Linked DNA regions of Homo sapiens: region 2 is linked to region 1. Evidence: chromatin contacts called from ENCODE Hi-C or POLR2A ChIA-PET data. All regions are on one chromosome and are shown on one strand. The core of a region is the stretch at or near the end of the contact, and the rest is flanking DNA. Distances in the headings are between cores, read along the strand shown.

Region 1 (7,526 bases), core at 1,696-4,195:
ACCTCCCCCGGCTCCCTGCAGAATAGCAGGCCTTGACCTTCACACAGCACCCTTCCTAGCACCCCTCACAGCCTAGACATGGTCAGCTCTCCATGTCCTGACCCCATGATTAGTCCAAATGCCTGAAGGCTGCCTGTGCCTTCCTGACCTCTTTTCCAGCTATTGCACCTTTCTCTGCCCTGTCCCAGCGTCCCTCACCTGGAAAGTGTGGCAGACCTGGGCCTCAGGTAGTGTGTGCCCTACAGCAGCAGCCCCAGGCCTCTGAGCACCAAGCTGGCTTCAATAGGGAACTCAGAGGCAGGTCACTGCTCCTCCTCTTTCCAACAAAGTCCCAAAAGCTCTGTGTGGCTTCTCGGTGGGATTCTGTCTTGTCCCTGGACTCACACTTCCCAGGAAGGAGACCTGTGCCCATCCTGACCCCACTGCCCCTCACTACTCCTAAGGCAGCAGGAAGAGGTAAAGGGAGAAGAAGGCTTGCATGTAGAAGCCGCTGGTGCCAAGACAGGGCTCAATGTGTGTGACTTTGTGCTAGCCCCTCGCTTTGACACTGAATGCACGCATAGTTCTCCCATTGAACCTGAGCCAGGACACGACATCCTCAATTCAGACTGTGTCTGGGCCCTTGGAAAGAGGGATTCAAATTTGTATTTTCTTTTATAGCCAAACCTTCCACATTCAATAAAATGAGGGGTTAGGATGAGGGCTCAGGGCCCTGGATTCAAGCCTCGGAGCTGTTTGTCACAGGCAGTCTTAAAGGTCTCTGGGCCTCAGTTTCCCCATCATAGAACTGGGACTGGATGGCTTGGCATGGTGCAGTGCCTTGGTGAGCCTGACCCATTATCTCGACAGGTCCTGAATCTCTTCCTGGCCTTGCTGCTCAGCTCCTTCAGTGCAGACAACCTCACAGCCCCTGATGAGGACAGAGAGATGAACAACCTCCAGCTGGCCCTGGCCCGCATCCAGAGGGGCCTGCGCTTTGTCAAGCGGACCACCTGGGATTTCTGCTGTGGTCTCCTGCGGCAGCGGCCTCAGAAGCCCGCAGCCCTTGCCGCCCAGGGCCAGCTGCCCAGCTGCATTGCCACCCCCTACTCCCCGCCACCCCCAGAGACGGAGAAGGTGCCTCCCACCCGCAAGGAAACACGGTTTGAGGAAGGCGAGCAACCAGGCCAGGGCACCCCCGGGGATCCAGAGCCCGTGTGTGTGCCCATCGCTGTGGCCGAGTCAGACACAGATGACCAAGAAGAAGATGAGGAGAACAGCCTGGGCACGGAGGAGGAGTCCAGCAAGCAGGTGGGCCCTCACCCCTGCATGTATAAGGCACCTACATATACAGGGCCCAGAGCTCTGCTGTCCGGGCCACCCAGCCTCTCTCAAAGCAGCTTCCCCTCCCAGACTGCCTTGGCAGTGGGTAGGGGTAGAAGGCAGGCCCTCCCCACAACAGCCAGCCTCTCAGAGGGGTGCTGAGACCAGCCCTCAACCCTCCCTTCCTAACTCAGTCCAGAAGCTGACCTGGGGAGGGGCTGCTATCCACCACTCATGCCCTGGCTGGGCATGGGGAGCTCATTGTACAGACAGGGAAACGGAGGCATGGCAAGAGAGACTTGCTGGGTGTTCCTCATGAGTTTAGAACAGAGCCTCTAGCCCCCAGTTCCCACACTGACCATTGTCCCCCCTCCAGGACTGGCAAGGTAGAGTGTCTTGGCGAAAGAGAAGTATGGTTTTCTGACCTCCAGACTGCCCCTTCCCCTCCTCCCACACCCAGGGCTCATTCTGAGATTTAAAAATAAGCATCCCTAAGACTGAGGTGTCAGGGACAGCACTATCTTATCTCGCAACCTGTTATTTTTAACACTTGGGACCAGAGTCTGCACAAAGCAGGCAGGGCCCACCCCTCCCCTCCCCTCCGTTCTCCCTTGGCCTGAGCCAGGCTCAGATGGCTTCTTCTCAGGGCTTTAGGTCAAGCCCCCAGGAGTGTTCTCCCTGTTGAGTCAGGCCCATCTTGGCTGCTTCCTCTGGGCCTGCACTGGCTGGGCCTGGCTGTGGAGAGCAGCTGCTCCCCATGTGTGGAACTTGATCTAAGGCTCTGGGCTTGGTTTCACATCCTCCTGCCTCCCTGTGGTCCCAGAGGCCACCCTTTCAAGTCAGGTTGCGGGGCAGTGGCAATGTCTGCTCAGGGAGAGGGAGTGTTGGTGTTGCCAGGACCACAGTTTCCAATGATCTCCAGCACAGGAGGGGAATTCCGGCTGTCTCTCATTTCCCTTCTCTGTTCCTTCTCTTGAGCCCATTGACTCTGGCTCCTGGGTGTGTGTGGTGTGTGTGGGGGTGTGTGTGTGTGTGTGCGCGCGCGTGCGCGCACGCAAGCCGGGAGTGCCACAGGGATTCATGAGGGAAGTCAGTGTGACCTTCCTAAGTACAGTGGCCAGCATTTGTGAGCTGGGCATCGTGGCCCAGCTGCACCCTTCCAGGGAGTCTGGGGAGGGGGAGTTATGCCAGGCCGGCCAGGGGCTTCCTGTCTCTAGGCCCTTTGCTTGGACCTACCAGGAGCCTCCCACCTGCCTGCTCAGGCCCCTTGAGGGAGGAGTCTTCAGTGAGATGGAGGCCCCATGAAGACAGCTGGAGGCAATGCCCCAGATGCATGGGCAGGGTCTGAAACCCCCAGGGTCAGGGCCCTGGAGACCCTCTGGCTGGGTGTGTGGACTCAGCTCATAGGCTGGGGTCTTTTCAGCAGGAATCCCAGCCTGTGTCCGGTGGCCCAGAGGCCCCTCCGGATTCCAGGACCTGGAGCCAGGTGTCAGCGACTGCCTCCTCTGAGGCCGAGGCCAGTGCATCTCAGGCCGACTGGCGGCAGCAGTGGAAAGCGGAACCCCAGGCCCCAGGGTGCGGTGAGGTAATGCATGCCTTTGTCCCTGAAGCCAGCTGGGCGCCGCTGCTTGGGTCAGAGCCAGGCTGTGAGAGGTGCATGCCTGCATTTGCTGTTGGGAGCCACAGCCACTGTCACAGGCAGCGTGGAAGACCAGTCTGCAGAGGGGAGGGTGGGCATCCCTGTCCTGACAGGGGAGAGACGGTACAGGGCCCAGGGCCAATGGGAAATTCTGGAAATTCTGGTCCCAAACTCTGATGCAGGACTAACCCACTACCTCCATGTGTTCACCCTCTCCACATACTCCATCCCTGTGTTTTGGTCCTGTTTGGCAAATGTTTGTCCTGTGAATCTCCCCATCCAAAGAAGACTTCAGGAGGCTGGGCACGGTGGCTCACGCCTGTAATTTTAATACTTTGGGAGGCCGAGGCAGGTGGATCACTTGAGGTCAGGAGTTCGAGATCAGCCTGGCCAACATGGTGAACAGGTTACCCGCCTGATTCTGTAAGCATTGGAGTTCGCAACCCCTGAGCAAAAGGCTTGTGGCATTGCTGACTAAGCCGCCCAGCCTCACTCACATCTAGCCCACGGAAGGTGGAGGGCACGTGTTCAGAGTGCTTGGTGGCCACTGTCCTGCAGCTTGACCTCACTCCGTCCAGCACTTGTGCCTTCTCCTCTTTTGTGAGATGGGCCCATGTGAGCTTTGCAAGCATGGTCAGTTTTTGGAGCACAAGGGCCTACTGGAGTCATCTTCCTGACTGTGCAGATCACGGTTCTTCCCCTGATGGTCTGAGCTGTGAAGGCATGTGGGGACAGGAAGACACAGGAGAGAGGCAAAATGCCATGGGAGAGAAGTGGCTCTCTCACACGGATGCTAACCTTTGAATGAATTTTATAAGTCTTCCTTTCTTCAAATCAGTTCATGGGGGAGCCTATATAAGGAGAAACAGGCTGGAGTTTTCCCGGGAAAGGGACTCCCTCGTCTCACCTGCAGTAGGACCTGAGAACGTGTCCTCTCACATGACAGCCCCATGGACTTCAGACGGCTCCAGTGTTTGGAAAGAAAAAATAAGCATGCTGCTCTCCTCTGGCCTGCCCCTTTCATCACCCAACTCCTTTCATCCCCCAGCTGAGCTAGGAGGAGAGGGGAAGGAACCCTCAATGCCATGGGGGACCACAAAAGACTGAGCCTCACCTCTCTGGCCAAGGATCCACCTTCTCTGAGCAGTAGGCTCTGTTTTCCCTCCAGAATCCACCCCTTTCCCATCACAGATCTCAAAAATGGAAAAGAAGCCCCTGAGACATCAGCAGATTGATTCATCAAAGGAAAAGAGAAGAGAGAAGGCAGCTGTAGGAGCATAGCCATGCCCAAGAATTCAGACAAGCCCCTCTCTAAATGGAGCCTGAGCCTGAGATGATGTGAGGCGGGGGCAGCGGAGATGGGGTCTTTGGACCTGACCTGATGCAAACGATGGATTTTCTTCCTTCACTGACACTCCTCCCCTGACGTACCGTTCCCTAGAAGCAGAGGGATTCCTATGCAAATGACTTGTTGAGGGGTGTTCTCAGGAGAAAGTAAGAGAAACAGGATGAAGCAAAGAAGGAAGCTACGGAAAGGCTTTCCAGCTGGAGTCAGCCTCATCCTGTCCCAAGTAGAGCTCTGGGGCATGAATTGCACCACAGCATTGCCCCAACTCAAGGCTAGGGGCTGGCCTTCTGTATTCTTGTATCAGTGGCTGCTGGGCACCGGCCACCCCTTGGGACGGCAGTCCCCCAGCTGAAGATGATTTTCTGGAGGAGGGCCAGCTAAGCAGCTAGCATTCAAGTGGCTGGGAATGGGTGCAGTGGTCTTATGTAGTGGAATTGGGCAGGGTACCCACAGTGGCCCCTGTAACACCCCTTTACACCCACACCCACAAGTGACACACACAGACACTCACAAGGGCACACCTGCATGCACATGCCTCTCTGTAGCCTCCCTATAATCAAGTTATTGAGGTCAGGGCAGCAGACTTGCAAGGACAGGAAGTGGAGGGCTCCATCACCTTCTCAGTCTCCGGGCTCTGTCCAGCACACCAGAACCCACGGGAACTGCGCAAAATGTGTGGGTGGGGTTGCTGGCCTGTTCTCTGCGGTCTGACCTTGCTGCCTGTGTGTTGCCCGGGATCCTGGTTCTGACTCTGTTCTGGATGTGACATGCCTGTTTCCACTGTGTGTGCCACACCACCACGATGTGTCCATGTCCCACTGTGTGTCCAGGTTGCTACCCCATGTCCGTTTTGCTCCCAGCTAGATGCAGTCCCCATCCCCAGTGGCTTCCCAGAGCTCTTTCACAGCCCCCACACCCCAGCCTTAGACTCCAGCAGACCAGAATCACAGACCCGGGAACCCCGAGGTCCAGCCTTGGCCCAGCCCTGACAGGCAAAAGTGGCTCTGTGCAGGTCCCAGGGTGCGTCATGAAGATGCTGCCTCCCTTCAGGGAGCCCTAAGCTCCTGCAGACTCTGGGCTCGAGGCCAAAGGCTGCTACTCAGCCCACACTCACACCCTTTCCCACCCTGTCCCACACCCCTGTCCATAGACCCCAGAGGACAGTTGCTCCGAGGGCAGCACAGCAGACATGACCAACACCGCTGAGCTCCTGGAGCAGATCCCTGACCTCGGCCAGGATGTCAAGGACCCAGAGGACTGCTTCACTGAAGGTAATGGCCCGGGCAGCCCTCTGCCCTAGCCTCAGTTCCACCCAGAGGGGACAGGAGGACCAGCAGCTCCTTGGAGCCCAGGGCCACGTGGCACCAACACCCTGCCTTAGATATCTGCCCACCTCCTCCATTCCTCTGTGACCCTGGGGGTTCCTCCATCTGCCTGACGTGTCTGCCCATGGAGTGCTGGGCTGGACAGCTGCACCAAGGACTGGAGACACTGTATTTGTGGTGTGTTGGCACCACTGTATGCCCAACAGCAGTAGGGTCTGGGTCTAATTCGCTCCTGTACCACCAGGCCCTGGCACGGTGCCTGACACATAGTAGGCCCTCTGTAAATCCTTGAGGCAGGGATGACATGTGGCCATGTTGATTGGCATCTATAGCTTTTATGGATTGGTGGTATATTTGGAGGATAGCTGGGGATAAAATGAGCTGGGGATAAAATAAGCTTGGCCCGGCACGGTGGCTCACACCTGTAATCCCCACTTTGTGAGGCTAAGGCAGGTGGATCACCAGAGGTCAGGAGTTCAAAACCAGCCTGGCCAACATGGTGAAACCCCATCTCTACTAAAAACACAAAAAATTAGTTGGGCGCGCTGGCAGGCACCTGTAATCCCAGCTACTCAGGAGGCTGAGGCAGGAGAATCTCTTGAACCCGGGAGGCGGAGGTTGCAGTGAGCCAAGATTGCACCATTGCACTCCACACTGGGCAACAAGAGTGAAACATCTCAAAAAAAGAGAAAAACAAAATGAGAGTTTGCCCTCCATGTGACACATCCATGGGGGCTCTCATTGAGGGATCTGCCCTTCCCAAGGCTCAGAAACTACAAACATGGAGAAGACCCAGGGAATGCCCAGGAGTTCCTACCATTTTCCCAGGGGGACAGTTTCCCAGATGAGCAGCGGACAAGCTGGAACCTATCCCAGCCCAGCCTTGTCCCTGCCCAGACCTGCCAGGCTGTTCACCCACTCGCTGGGTGCTCAGTCCATCCATCCTCCTCAAAGAGTGCCCGCAGAGCGTGTGGCCCCCACGGGTGGTGCCCACGGCCCTCGCTCACACGGCCCTGCTCACCATATTGCCCTGTTCGCCACCCCCATCATCGTAGCTCTTTCTCTCAGTCATCTCTTCAACCATCCAACCTTCTGCCATTAGATGTGGGCATTCACAGGCCCTGAGGTGGGCCTGACCCTCACTCTCTCCCATAGGCTGTGTCCGGCGCTGTCCCTGCTGTGCGGTGGACACCACACAGGCCCCAGGGAAGGTCTGGTGGCGGTTGCGCAAGACCTGCTACCACATCGTGGAGCACAGCTGGTTCGAGACATTCATCATCTTCATGATCCTACTCAGCAGTGGAGCGCTGGTACCCTCCTGGGGATGCAGGGTTGTGGCAGGGACGGCTGGAGGAGGAGGGGAGGGCAGGGAAAGGAGGTCTCCAGCTGGAAAGTCAGGTCAGAAACTGGGGCAGAGCCTCTGCTGAAAATGTGCTCTCCAGACCCCCAGAGCAGGGAACAGCTCACAAACTCTCAACCCCACGGCACGTATGGAGGCCAGAGCAGGAAGGGCTCACAGAGGGCATGTGTCCAGGCCTTTGTCTTTGTTCCACAAAAGGGAAATGATTTGCCCCAGATCACCAGCCTCCTACACCAGAGCTCTGGTGACACACCCACCTGCACACAGCATCAGTGTTCTGTCAAGCTGTCACAGTGCAGTTAACCACGCTGGCTCACAGTACAGTGCTGGCTCCACTGAGTCTATGTCTTCAGGCTGGAGGCTGCGCCCTATAGTTCACACATGATGATGCGTAATCCCCATGACAACTCTTTGTAGAAGCATTAAGTAACTTGCTCAAGGTCCCACCACTCAGGAACCACAGATCTGGCATTTGAACCCAAGCAGTCAGATTCCAGAGTCCTTTGCCTTGACTTCTCATTTGTTCAGTCAGTCTTCTAAAAACCCTCCTTG
Region 2 (7,526 bases), core at 3,298-5,797, 36 kb after region 1:
TGGGAGGTGAGCTAGACCCAACCCTTAGCTTTTAGCCTGGCTGTCACCTTTTTAATTTCCAGAACTGCACAATGACCAGCAGGAGGGAAGGACAGACATCAAGTGCCAGATGTTGTCTGAACTAATCGAGCACTTCTCACCAAACTTCATGTATAAATAAAATACATATTTTTAAAACAAACCAATAAATGGCTTACATGACCTGGTCTAGGCTCTGTCCTTGTGCTGAGATTTGACAAGAGTGGTAGCAGAGGACCGAGGGCCTGGGAGATGGCCTTCTCCTGAGCAAGTCTGGGGAACTTGCTGAGAGAGCATAACACTGACCATCATAACCATGGTTTAAGCGTACAATTCTGTAGCAGTAAGCACATGCACACTGTGGTACCACCATCACCACCGTCCATGTCAAGAACTTTTCTGTCAGCCCAAATTACCACCCTGCACCCATTAAACACTAACTCCCCACTCCTGCCTTCCCCCAGCCCCAGGGAGCTGCCATTCTGCTTTTTCATCCCTACAAATTTGACTACTCTAAGTGCCTTATATAAGTGGAATCATACAATATTTGACAAATTCAACTACCCTAAATGCCTTATATAAGTGGAATCATATAATATTTGACAAATTTGACTACCCTAAGTGCCTTATATAAGTGGAATCATACAATATTTGTCCTCTTGTGACTGGCTTATTTCACTTACCATAATGTCCTCAAAGTTCATCCAGGTCACAACATATTTCCTTCCTTTTTAGGAATTTTTTTCAGGATTTTCAGAATTTTTTCTTAATTTTTTTCATAAATTTTCAGAATTTACATCCTTTTTAAGGCTGAATAATATTCCATTGTATGTATTTTGCTTGTCCTCTCACCCACTGAGGGACACTTCCGTTGCTTCCACATTTTAGCTATTGTAAATAATGCTACTGTGAACATGAGTGCACAAATATCTGAGACCTTGCCTTGAATTCTTTTGGGTAGGTACCCAGAAGTGGAATTGCTGTTTCATATGGCAATTTTATTTTTAATTTTTTTAGGAACTGCCATACTGTCTCCCACAGCACAAGGGTTCCAGTTTGTCTACATCCTCATCAACTCTTGTTATTTTCTGTTTTTTTCAAATAGCAGTCATCCTAATCTGTCTGAGATGGTATCTCATTGTAGTTTTTTTGTTTGTTTGTTTGCTTTTTGTTTTTTGAGATGGAGTCCCACTCTGTCGCCCAGGCTAGAGTGCAATGGCACGATCTCAGCTCACTGCAACCTCCACCTCCCCGGTTCAAGTGATTCTCCTGCCTCAGCTTCCCGAGTAGCTGGAACTACAGGCACCAGCCACCACCAGCTAATTTTTGTGTTTTTAGTAGAGATGGGGTTTCACCATCTTGGCCAGGCTGGTCTCGAACTCCTGACCTCAGGTGATCTGCCCACTTTGGCCTCCCAAAGTGCTGGGATTACAGGTGTGAGCCACTGTGCCCGGCCTCATTGTAGTTTTGATCTGCATTTCCCTAATGATCAGTTATGCTGAATATCTTTTCATGTGCTTATTCGTCATTTGTATTTCTTCTTTGGAGAAACGTCTATTCAGGTCCTTTGAATTTGGTTGTTTTCTTTGTCGTTGACTTTTAGAAGTTCTCTATATATTCTGGATATTAATTCTTTATCACATATATGATTTGCACATATTTTTCCCCATTCTGTGGGTTGCCTTTTTACTCTGTTGATAATGTCTTGGGATGCACAAAACTTTAATTTTCATGAACTCCATTGTCTATTTTTTATTTTGTTGCCTGTGTCTCCTCCCATCTTATTGACTGTGCCTTTTCAGCCTCCCCTGGCAGAACATCCTCTGGTGTCTGACTAATGTTCAAGTTCTTTAGGCCCTGTGCTCTCTCCCAGAAAGAGTGGAAAACACGTTCTTTTCCCCTCCTATGGCTTTGAAGAGTCTTGATCTTTTCCTGAGGCCAGGTCTCTCCTTGGATCCCCAGGCCAGCAGATTCAGCTGCTTACTTTGGACATCTCCAGAGCTTTCAGGCCCAGCCCAGCCAACTCTGAGCTCCTCTGCCTCACCCTGAGCCTATCTGTGAAGGTGGTCCCACAAATCCATCCTCAGCCGCATGCAGCCCTCACCTCTCACCCCTCACCTGGTCCAAGCCCCATTGGCTCCACCTCCTTCGTGTCTTTCAAATCCCACCTTTTGGCTCCATCTTATTGTCCCTTCCTTGGGTGAGGCCAGCATATCGCCTCATGGAGGCCACCAGGGAAGCTCCTTCCTCTAACCTCATCCATTCCAAACTCTTCTCCACTCAGCTACCAGAGTGATATTTTCATCCAAGATAATTACCCTCTGGATAAGACTGCACAGTGGCTTTCTATTGCCTCAGGATCAAGGCAAACCCCTCAGAGGTCTCCCCAGTCCTGCCAACCTCTGTAACAGCATCTCTTCCAACCCCTCAAAGGCTCCAGGCTCCTCCTCCTCCCAGCCTTGCCAGAACACTCTTCTCCTTTCCACTCAGCCTTCAGACCTCCCTGAATGCCCCTTCCTCTGGGAACCTCCCCTGACACAGCCCGGTCCCCTCCCCACCATGTGCCCCACTCTTGATGCTTCCCTGCCACAGCCCTCCACACTCCTTGCAAATACCTGCAAAGTCATTATGTGAACAAACACAATCCCTGATGTAATATAACCCAGCCTTTGTCTCTGTCCCTTCCTGTCTCTTTAGCTTTATTCAGTGGCGATCATCTTCCCTGGCCCTGGAGAAAACCCGGGCAGATCCTGTAGCTTTGCAGCTCAGTCTTAGGTTATTTTACCTAATCAGTCAGTTTGTGTTATAAACACAGACTCAGCCAGGCCAGGAGAGCATTCGATCCCATGACTTGTCAGAGACAGGGTGGCTGGTGGCTTCTCCTCCCCAGGCCAGGCAGATGGTTAGGGATGCTCTCACACAAGGCATTTTTGTGGGCTCTCTCTTCTGGGTACCCCCTTATGATGTCTTCCTTTGCCCATGGGAACCATGAGCCTAGCCCTTCCTGGCAAGACCCCTTGTCCCTCCAGGTGGCCCTGTCACAGTGGTGCACACTGGCTCTCTCTTCGCCTGCCCACCTCTGGCCCATAAGAAACAGTTGGAGCACTTGCCCCACCTACTCTGGGTGGGGTCATGCCCTGACAGCAGTGCCCTCTGCAGCCACCCCCAGTGCAGCTGGCCTGCAACCCTTCCTCTGGGTTCCCAGGGCGGGAGTCAGATCACACTCGCTCATCCACTTGAGCTTTCTTGGATCCTGGAGGCCCAGTTCTCTGTGTCTCCAACATCTTAAAGCTCTCTGAGAAGTTCTGGAAGCCCCCTTGGCCTGCCCAGAGTTAGAAGGTGGTATGTGCCTGCCACAAGCCTTGCCAGAACCTCCTGCAAGGGAAGGCTGGGGTCCTGGAAACAGCACAGCAGCAGCTCTCTCCGAAGAAACTGACTCCCAGGGTCCCGCAGCCCTCCACTCTCTCAGACCCCTTTTTATATCCTTGATGTGACTAGGGGCCCAAGTGGGTGGCGCCATTTATTTCCCTTGTAAACCAACTTCATAGGAGAGGCATGTGGTTCGGTGCCCTGAAACCTCTGATATTGGTTCCTTGGTCCACACCGGGGCAGGGATAGTCCATTCACCACTGGGCTAATCATCTTTCCCCAGCCACACGAGAGCTTTTCAAATGGCAGACTATGTCCAGTTTTTTTTTGTTTTTTTTTTTTTAAAAAGAATATCAGAATTTAAAATAGCAGTATATCCCATGTGGTAAGAGTGAGTGTTGTTTGGAGAAACTGTTGATTCAGCTCTATATAAAATGTGGGTGAGTGCCCATGTGTGTATCCTGGTGAGTGATAGAAAATAAACTTCTTACTAGGAACCTCAGTGAAAAAAACTTAAAAGCAGCACAAGAACAGAGTCTATGTCTGCTTTACTCAGTACTGCATCCCGGGACTAGCTCAGTGGCTGGCACATGGTGGTAACTCAATGACTATTATGTGTGAGGAAAGGAGGGAAGCTGGAGGCTGGGACCCCACTGTGAGGCTGTGAGGGGAGTCAGGTCTTTCTCACAAGCTCCAGGGATCCTAACTACCACCTTGGTCTGGGCCAGCGGGCAGCTTCCCGCATTGTTCTTGAAACCAAGGCTTGGAGCCCACGCTTCTCGGCCCCTTGGGTGGGGTCTTCCCTGGCTGCCTGAGGTGGGCCCTCACCTGGCCTGGGATGTGGGTGGGTTCACCTGGAAGGAGTGAGTGAGCCTGGGAAGTGGCTGAGGCAGGGAGAGGAGGCCTGTGCTTGCAGCAAGGCTGCAGCTGTCACTGGGTCACTCTGGGGTGAGGCTGGGGTCCAGGCAGCGGGTGGCCCTGTGAGTGACGGATGCTGGCTCCTGTGTCAGCGGGAAAGCATGCAGCCCAGAGATCTCAGCCCTTGGCAGGGAGAGAGATGCTCCTGGACAGACGTCAGCTCTCACCCTGGGGGCCACAGCAGTGTTGGCAGCTTCCCTACCCCCGTGCCAGGAGCTCCTCCGATATCAGCCCTGATGGCCACGAGACTCAAAGCCCAGGAGGTTGGGAGGGGCCAGGGAGACAGAAGCCCAGGCACTCCTACAGGCAGAGACAGCAACTGGGGACAGCAACTGAGAGTGAGGCAAGGGTGTGGTGGCAAAGATGCCAAAGGGCAGCCACTGATGGGCTCAGAGGAACAGCAGGAACTAGCGTCTCCTGCCCCTGGCTGCTTCTGAGAGTCTGTGTGTGCTGGCACGGTACCTTTGCACCCCACCATTGCTCTAAGCACACTTACTGTGCAGCCCACCTGTGAGTCTAAGGGCTGTGCAAGGCCAGGCCAGACCTGTTTGTTCATAACACAGTCTTCAGCCCCTGCCCCAGCACCTGGCACAGATAAGGAGCTGGGAATGTTTGCAGAAGAAACAAACTGATTGATCAGCCAATTCACTCTCTGCTGAGTTCCCCTGGACCTGCTCCTCCGTTTGAACCCTTCTTGTCCCCTCAAGTTTCCTGCCCCTTTTCTCACCAGCAGTCCCACCTTCCACTCTGTTTTTCTGGAAGGAGGTCAGACACAGGACCATTTGAAATTCTTGCCAGATAAACACGTGTGGATTCACCATGCACTTGTGCACATGCAAGGCACAGAGGCTGTAGTCAGTCTGTCAAGGATGAGGAGGGGCACAGGGAGATGCCTCAAATCCCGAGAATGAATGTCAGGCTTCCTGTCCCAAACCTCCTTGGGCCAGGGCCCTCAGGACTTTCCCAGGGACAGAGGTAGGCAGACAGGCCAGAGAAGAGTCAAGCAGAGAGGATGGGTGAGGAACTTAGTTCAGAAATGATACTTAAAGGCTGGCAGTTGCCAAGCTCCATCCGAGGGCATCCCAGAGGGACCCCAGGGTCCCTTCAGGAAGCGCCATCCTCATGTGGGTATCCCAAGCCAGCCTGAGTGGCAGGGGTCGGGGCCAGGCCAGCCTGAGCCCAGCACGTGTAATGACCATCCTGACAAGCACTTCCTCCCATGCCAGCTCACGGAGCTGGCATCCCCGGGCAGCTGCCAGGCACCTGCTGCCGGAGAGAAAAGCCCCATCATCCCAGCCTCTGTGGACAGACAGGCCGGCTCGGATTCCAGAAAGGCATGCAAGGTCAGAGTGGAGCCCCCTTCCCCGGATGTGGGCTGAGCAGCCAGCAGTATGTCCTGTCTTCCCGCCTGCCCCACTCTGTGCTGGCCTCTGTGTGAGGCAGAGCATCAGGGAGTGTGCACTGGGATCCTTGGTGCGACTGGCCAGGGGGCCGAACTTGCCTCCAGTATTTGTCCTGGGAGCCATCTCCCCTTGGGGCCCATGTCTGCCACTCATCCTCCCAGGCATCGCTCCCCCCCTGGCAGAACCAGGCCACTTCTGTAAGGAAGACTGTAGGACTTGTGGCAAAGAAGGCAGAGGGCAGGGACAGCTTGCCCGAGAGCCCTCCCTGTTTAAGAGAAGCCGGTTTAAGAGAGATAATTGGGGCTCCTGTATCCTGTATCAATCTATCACATTTATAGCTGTCACTCCAGACAGGAGACAAGGAAATGACAAAAGCCAATAAGGCCAATAAATAAAGGGTAATGGAATAATCAGTATGTGCAGCCTATTCCCTGAGCCACAGAGCCAGGGGTAGGGCTCAGCCCCTCCCTTCGGTCTCTGTCTCAGCTTCACCCACAGGCCCCAGGAGACAGTTAAAACCACTCAACAGCCCCCACGGGGGTGCCCGGCTGGATTTCCAGCTGCTCAGGCCAAAACCCTTGACGTCATCCTTGCCTCCTCTCTGTTTCTCACACCCTACATCCAATCCGGCCGGAAATCCTGTTGGCTCTACCTTCGAAATATATCCCAAGTTCAACCAGGCCACTGCGCTGGTCTGAGCCGCCATCATCTCTCTCCTGGATTCTTGCAGTGGCCTCCTCACTGGTCCTTGTCCCCAGCGGGCTCTCAACACAGCAGCCAGCGTGGTCCTATTAAAATCAAGTCGGATCACGCTCACTGAAAGCCCTCTAGCAGCCTCATCTCACCCAGAGGAAAAGCCTTTACCCAGCCCTTACCCAGCCCTGATCCATCCCTTGCCCATTTGCCTGTCTGAGCCCCGCTACGGCCGGCCTCTTGCTCCACTTCAGCAACACCGACTCCTTACAGGTTCCTGAGCAGGCCAAGCATGTCCTGGCCTGGCACTGAAGCACTGGCTGTTCCCTCCCACCTGGAATGCTCTTCCCCCAGGGATCAGCCCTAGCTCCCCTGCTTCCTCTTCCAAGTCTTAGAGGTCACTTTTGCAATAAGGATGACCATGACCATCCTATTTTCTTCCCTTTCCCAGCCCATTGTTTTTATTTTTTAATCAGTTTTAGGAAAGTATAACTTATATACAATAAAAGGCACCCTTCTTAAATGCACAGTTTGATGAGTTTTGACAAATGTTTAAGCAGTACAGCCATCACCATAATTAAGATATACAATATTTCCATCACATCAAGAAGTTGTCTCATCTCCTTCATGGTCAGTCTGCTGTTCCTGGCAATCACTGATCGATTTTCTGTTCCTATAGATTTGCCTTTTCTGGAGAGTCCATATAAGTGCAGGAATTTTCGTTTGTAGCCTTGGGTGCCTGGCTGCTTTCACTTAGCATAATGCATTAGAAATCCATCCATGTCATTGTCTGTATCAGTTGTTCCTTTTTATTGTTGAACAGTATCCCATTATATGAGCATACCACAGTTAGTTTTCCATTCAATAGTTGATGGACATTTGAGTTGTTTACCATTTTTTGCTATTGTGAATAAAGCTGCCATGAACATTTGTATATAGATGTTTGTGTGGGCTTATGTGTTTTGGATTTTGTTTGTTTGTTTGTTTGAGACAGAGTCTCACTCTGTCACTCAGACTAGAGTGCATTGGCATGACCTCTACTCACTGCAACCTCATCTTCCCAGTCTCAAGCAATCCTCCCACCTCAGTCTCCCAAGTAGCTGGGACTACAGACATGTACCAACA

What was found. Hi-C counts contacts between places; a loop is a spot of excess contacts on that map. ChIA-PET counts read pairs that join two places held with the same protein, here RNA polymerase II (POLR2A). Pooled maps may share reads with other maps.
Region 2: a map of heart right ventricle shows a loop between it and region 1 (5-fold over the local background). The contact joins two enhancer-like sites. A Hi-C loop is called at or near these places in 13 of 168 maps with a recorded cell type or tissue (Right ventricle myocardium inferior, cardiac septum, heart left ventricle and 2 more), 1 of 37 single-sample maps with no recorded cell type and 9 of 50 pooled maps. POLR2A ChIA-PET finds 5 or more read pairs at or near these places in 1 of 52 experiments (OCI-LY7).

What each region holds. Positions count from the first base shown.
Region 1 is chr3:38,574,695-38,582,220 of GRCh38, reverse strand. SCN5A (sodium voltage-gated channel alpha subunit 5) reads left to right here. Exons shown (of 28, transcript NM_000335.5): 17 at 850-1,290; 18 at 2,729-2,887; 19 at 5,440-5,560; 20 at 6,770-6,924. Among named protein-coding and RNA genes, the nearest start is that of SCN5A, 71 kb to the left of the region's middle. RefSeq lists enhancers at 1-467, 1,434-1,934, 725-3,859. Within about 2 kb of position 2,945, at least 3 of the 41 ENCODE cell types and tissues checked have a DNase peak (open chromatin) inside an H3K27ac peak, as active enhancers do; they include heart left ventricle and heart right ventricle, where a contact is called at or near this core.
Region 2 is chr3:38,540,737-38,548,262 of GRCh38, reverse strand. SCN5A (sodium voltage-gated channel alpha subunit 5) reads left to right here. Exons shown (of 28, transcript NM_000335.5): 28 at 1-201. Among named protein-coding and RNA genes, the nearest start is that of EXOG, 48 kb to the right of the region's middle. RefSeq lists enhancers at 1-430, 4,370-4,871, 3,010-5,596, 5,613-6,149. Within about 2 kb of position 4,547, at least 4 of the 41 ENCODE cell types and tissues checked have a DNase peak (open chromatin) inside an H3K27ac peak, as active enhancers do; they include heart left ventricle and heart right ventricle, where a contact is called at or near this core.